2 separate regions of the Mus musculus genome follow, and region 2 is linked to region 1. The links are chromatin contacts, found by POLR2A ChIA-PET in ENCODE. All regions are on one chromosome and are shown on one strand. Each heading gives the region's core, a stretch centred on a gene start or an enhancer-like site at or near the end of the contact. The rest is flanking DNA. Distances are from core to core; before and after follow the strand shown. Region 1 holds the start of Mlst8 (MTOR associated protein, LST8 homolog (S. cerevisiae)). Region 2 holds the start of Nthl1 (nth (endonuclease III)-like 1 (E.coli)).

Region 1 (3,062 bases), core at 13-2,512:
TGGGCTGTCCCTGACTCTGCTGCCTGAGATCCTTCTCCTCTTGCTGGGTTGCCTCTTTCAGCTTTAAAGTGATAGTATGTGCCTGGTTTTATTGTAGCTTGTGTGTGTTTGGTTGATGTCCCTGGGAGGCCTGCTCTTTCCTGAGGGGAAGTACTTGGTGGTGGTGGTGGTGGGGTGAATCTGGGAGAGAGGAGAGAGGAGAGGAGAGGCTTGGGGGAGGGGAGGAAGAGGAAACTGCAGTTGGGATGTAATATAGGAGAGAATAATATTTATATTCCAGCTAGGCTTTCCCCAGCTAGGAATATAAATATTATTCTCTCCTATATGCCTCTGCCTCCCAAGTGCTGGGATTAAAGGCTGCGCCGCCACCACCACCCGGCTAATTTGCTGTTCTTGAATCAGATGTTCTACACCTATCTGTTCAATGTTATTTAGTAGACACATAAAGCTGTTGAGTGCTTGTAATGTATCTATCTAGTCTAAATTGAAACTATTCACAAGAACATGATGCACACTATATTTCAGTTTAAAATAAAAAAGCACAAAATATTTATGTTGAATGTGTTAAAAGAATATTTTTATATATTGGGTTAAATAAAAAGTATTATTAAAAATTTTAAAAAATGGAGGCATGAGAGTCTGCAGTTTTAAACGAGTTTCTGGGCTAGCTTATGTGCCCTCAGGATCAGGCTGAAAGGGTCTAGACTATGGCTACCAGATAAAGCAAATAGAAGTAACAGACTGCCCAGTTGCATTCAAACTTCTTGTAAGAAAGTAATTCTTTTAGTACAGTGTTTGAGATATGCCTATACTAAAAGAAAAAGAGAGAGAGAGAAATTAAGAAATTAAGAAATTAAGAAAGAAAGAAAGAAAGAAAGAAAGAAAGAAAGAAAGAAGGAAAGAGAGAAAAGCTAGGAAGGAAGGAAAAAAGAAAAGAAAAAATGATTTTTATCTGAAAATTTTGCATTACCTAGAAATTCTAGCTTGGTTGGTAGGGTAGGTGATTGTGTATGTCTGCGGGGGGTGGAGGGACGACGACAGTGTAATTCCTTCTGGGAGCCAAGTCTGGAAAATAGGCAGCAGTACCATGGCTGTAGTTCCCAGTGAGTTGAAGGGTGGCGTCGCGGCTGATGGCCATTCTGAGCACGATCACTTCTGGAGTTCTTCGTCTCAGAACTCTGGTATCCCTTTCAACTCCCCCACTCCCCGGACCCATGGTCTCGCCCGGAGTTACTATCGATAGCTCTACGCTCGGCCCGGCTTCTATCGACTAGCTCCTCCTCGCCTCGCCGTCCTGGACTAAGGCAGAGTGCAGAGCGTGTGTTAAGGTACGGGGGACACGGGATGAGGGCTGCTACCGACCACTGGGTGGCTAGGAGAGTGCGGTCGGGGTAATCGGGCCGGTAACACAGAGCCAGGGCGGTGTGCAGAGCACTGGGGAGCGCGGGGGTCCTGCCAGATAGCGCCCCCACCCATCCGATCCCAGTGCCGGTCAACTACGCATGCTCAGCAGCAGCAGTGCCGGGCTTTTCCTTAGTCGCCATGCGCATGCGTTGCCTACCCTTGCGAGAGACGGCGCCCGGGCGATGGCCTTCTGCGTGTGACTGCCTCCTGCTGGCTGCTGGCGAGGTGGCGTCTCCAAGCGTGAGGGTGAAGCTGAAGGAACACTCTCCCGGGAGCAAAGTAGCCGGAGTCTTTTTTTTTGAGACTGTCAGCGTGACCCTGAACACTCTTATTTTTCTTAGTTTTAAAGTGAAGTTAATACCGGTACACTGTAGTGTGCAGATTGTTATGCGTACATCTTTTCTCTCCAAACGTTTTGACCTTTGGACCTTACTTATCACCTCTTGGCCCAGTGCAGGTCTCATTTTTTTTCTCCAGCCATCAAACAATGAATACCACCCCAGGCACAGTGGGCAGTGACCCTGTCATCTTAGCAACTGCAGGCTATGACCACACGGTGCGCTTTTGGCAGGCTCACAGTGGAATCTGCACTCGAACAGTGCAGCATCAGGACTCTGTATCCTCCTCTTGGCAGCAGGATGGTGCTGGCCAGAATTAAGTATGAATGATATGTGTTTGGGGAAACTCAGGCCAGGTGGTGGAGGTCTTGATGGCCTTGTAGCCCCAAGGTTTCCCTCTCTGGGTTCTCTTCCTGTTATCCTTAACATGCTCAGCAGGTAAATGCATTGGAGATTACTCCGGACCGAAGCATGATTGCTGCTGCAGGTACCTGAGATTCTCGACCTCTGACCCTTTACTGGCCGTAGTTCTACCTGGCACACCCATGCTTCAATTCCCCCTGTGTCCCTAGGTTACCAACATATCCGCATGTATGATCTCAACTCCAATAACCCCAACCCCATCATCAGTTATGACGGAGTCAGTAAGAACATTGCATCAGTGGGCTTTCACGAGGATGGTCGCTGGATGTATACAGGTGGCGAGGACTGCACAGCTCGCATCTGGGACCTCAGGTGGTGTTGTGTGTTGGGCTGAAGAGGACGGCTGCCCGGGGAGTGGGCAGGCCAGGGGATTGTCTGTGGGCAGGCTATTCTGCAATCAGTTAGTCTTAGTGCAAGAGGGGTTGAGCGGGCGATGGAGGGAAGGTAGAAAGCAGAATAGAATTACATCAGAGAGCTAGCCTTGCCTTGAGGCTAGGGGGCCAGACTTTCCTTCCCTTTTCACTGACCTCAAGCTTGTGGAGAAAGAGCTAAACTTCACAACCATTTCTCCTAAGGTAGAAGCAACTCCTTTGAGCAGAGAATGGGGGCTTTTGGTAGAGGCATGGATCAAATCCATTAGAAGCCATGTGTAACCTTAACTCCCCACAGGTCCCGGAACTTGCAGTGTCAGCGTATCTTCCAGGTGAACGCACCCATTAATTGCGTGTGTCTGCATCCCAACCAGGTGAGGAATGCTCATGGGGCCAGGTGTCAGGGGTGGGGTGGGGACTTTAGAGGACAAGAGTATTGCTACATTTCACCTCCCTCCCCTACATCCTAGGCAGAACTCATTGTGGGTGATCAGAGCGGTGCTATCCACATCTGGGACCTGAAGAC
Region 2 (2,773 bases), core at 85-2,584, 150 kb before region 1:
GCCTTCCTCACCATTAGCCGCTTCATAGGCCACATGCGTTTTCTGTGTTCTCCGTGGATGTCTCACGGGCCTGTGGCTTTTTCTTCCTTCTGCAAAAAAGTGCCATTCAGTCTTTGGAGTGGGTTTTATATGAGGGTGGGGGAAGGGTGCTGCTTACCTGCCAATCCACATCCCCACACTTGTTTGTGCAACTAACTGTCCATTATCTACCACGATGTGTACAGAAGTGCTGTGCTCTGCCCTTGTCACAACAGTACATGACAGTCTGACAAAGTGCCTGTTAGCACACCGACACTAGTAACAGCCTCTAGGATAATATAACCTCTCTCCTTTGTCCCAAGTCCTTTGAGTTACATTCAAGAGAACCTCTCTCTTCACACCCAAACTGGACAGTGCAACTCCCCTTTCAGAAATCGTTGCATTTAGGATGAGCTCCAAACTCTACTACTATAAAACATTTGCTGCCTTAACAGTATCAACACTTTCTGTGGCCCTTGGCCCTTGCCAAGCCTCAGCCTGGATCCCAGCGGATCTCTACTACTGAACCGATTCTGGGAGACCATTGCTGCCTACGCACACTCCTGCTCTAGCCACTTATGTCTAAGTCCCAGGCGGGGACGGGCTGATAATTACTCCCTGAGTACCACTAGTTGGCACATAGTAGGCCCTTAATGGCTACAGGACAAACACAATGAGTGCCATGCCCTTTCCTGTTTTCTCTCTGGGCCTGTTTTCTTTCAGAACCACCGTCCAGCTGGGAGAGAAGACTTCTAGCTGGGTGTGTTCTTGGCACACAGCCTGGCCCTACAAGAGAGGGAGGCAGCTCTGAGAACAGAGCTGTGTCCCACGGACAGCCTGGAGCAAGTGAATGTCCTAAGCTAGGCTGGTTGGACTAAAACTTTTCACTGGCGATAAGGGTGGATGAATACATCCAGAACCCAGTCTTACGGACCCTGCAGACCCTGCGGGTCCCAGACCCTTGGAAGAAGCTAGAAGTGGGGCCACGTGAGATTTAAGCGTAGCTTCAATTCAAGATTCAAGGCAGCTGCCTACTCCGCGGCGCCTAGAGTTTAGGTCAGATGCTGCGGCCCGGGACGCAAGCCTGGAGCCAAAGTTCCACGTTCCTCCTTTCCTCCAAAACGCCTGCAGGCGCAGAGCTACCTGCAGCAGCCTCTCGCGGGGCGAGCTCCTCCCTACACCCTTCCGACGCGATCCTAGTCGCGCGGCTCCGACTGCGAGTCACCATCCGCACCCCTGAGTTCATGCCTGGGCTGTAAACTACTCCTCCGAGCAGCCCCGCGATCCCACCACTTGCTCAACGCGCACGCGAAACTACAATTCCCAGAGAGCTCAACGCAAATAGTCAGCAAAGCCTCGCCCCCGGAAGTACGGGTTGCGCTTCCGGCAGCTGCCCTGGGCCGGGGGTGTGCGCCCTTCCCTGGGTGCAGGAGGACCTGCGCGCGAAAGGCGCGCGCGGGGTGAGTAGCCCTGGAGGCTCTGACTGCTGGGGCGGGTTGCGATGGTTTGTGTGGTCGCGTCGCGATGGGGTGAGGGGAATTGGTCGTTCTGATTCCAATCCTCCGCCGCTCCCACCGCTGACAAGTCCTAGCGCTTCAAGCCCTCCATTGCGAATGTGAGCGGGCCTCTGCATCTATTCACGCGACAGCTCCTCCTTAACCTAGGGAGAACTAATGGCAATCAACAGGCGGGTCGCTAGAGTAAGCCTATACCTCCGGAGTTGATTTGTGGCTGAGTTCCTCCTGCATGGAGTTGAGTTGCCCCAGAGGCTGTAGGAAGGACAGGTTATTGCCTACCCTTGACCTAGGATTCTGGAGGTTCGCCTCGAGGGCAGAAGGGAGAACCTTTCCTGGGGTGTATCAAATAATATGTTTATTTCTACACAGAGCAGTTCTCTAGTACTGCCCTGCCCACCATGGCCAAACCAACAAGCAAAGATTCCGGCTTGAAGGAGAAGTTCAAGATACTGTTGGGATTGGGAACATCGAGGCCAAATCCCAGGTGTGCAGAAGGCAAACAGACTGAGTTTATCATCACATCGGAAATCTTGAGAGTGAGTGAGTGGCCAATGTCTTGGCTAGCCCAGCACAAAGGCTAGGAAGGCTGGGTTTGTCTGTCATTGGGTTCTGTGGGAGATGGGTTGCTGGTAACCATCTGCATAGGGCTGCTGTCCCCAGTACTGTGGAGACAGATATATGCCTGTCCTCAGGATCTTGGTGTCCTGCTTTAGCACACTTGCCTTAGAAGTTAGGTGTTGTATGAAAACTTATTTTGTTTAGTGTTATGGTAGATAGATGCCCTGTACTCTCTCAGCACGTGAGAGGCAGAGGAGATAGGATTATGAAGTTGGAGGCAACATAATTGTAACCCACCTGAGCTACAGTAGTGAGACTGGGTCCTCCTCTCCTCAAAGATGTTCGTTTCCTTTTTTAAATTGGAGATCCACCCTTTCTTTTTAGGAACTTTTAAAAAAAGATTTATTTATTTAACATACACACACACACACACACACACACACACACACACACACACACACACACACACTGTAGATGACACACCAGAAGAGGGCATCAGATCCCATCACAGATGGTTGTGAGCCACCATGTGGTTACTGGGAATTGAACTCAGGACCTCTGGAAGAGCAGTCAGTGCTCTTAACCACTGAGCTATCTCACCAGCCTCGAGATCCAGCCTTAAAAAACCAAACCAAACACAACAAAACAAAATGCTGGGTGATGGTGGTGGTTGGTGTATG

Evidence for each region. ChIA-PET counts read pairs that join two places held with the same protein, here RNA polymerase II (POLR2A).
Region 2: POLR2A ChIA-PET joins it to region 1 with 18 read pairs in Patski. The contact joins the promoter of Nthl1 here to the promoter of Mlst8 in region 1. POLR2A ChIA-PET finds 5 or more read pairs at or near these places in 4 of 5 experiments (Patski and embryonic stem cell).

What each region holds. Positions count from the first base shown.
Region 1 is chr17:24,477,278-24,480,339 of GRCm38, reverse strand. Mlst8 (MTOR associated protein, LST8 homolog (S. cerevisiae)) reads left to right here and starts at 1,262. Exons shown (of 9, transcript NM_001252464.1): 1 at 1,262-1,328; 2 at 1,882-2,020; 3 at 2,178-2,229; 4 at 2,315-2,477; 5 at 2,835-2,910; 6 at 3,007-3,062. The coding sequence starts at 1,892.
Region 2 is chr17:24,631,243-24,634,015 of GRCm38, reverse strand. It overlaps Nthl1 (nth (endonuclease III)-like 1 (E.coli)), which reads right to left and starts at 1,334. Exons shown (of 6, transcript NM_008743.2): 1 at 1,162-1,334; 2 at 1-89. The coding sequence starts at 1,264. Tsc2 (TSC complex subunit 2) reads left to right here and starts at 1,389. Exons shown (of 42, transcript NM_001286713.1): 1 at 1,389-1,478; 2 at 1,905-2,071. The coding sequence starts at 1,934.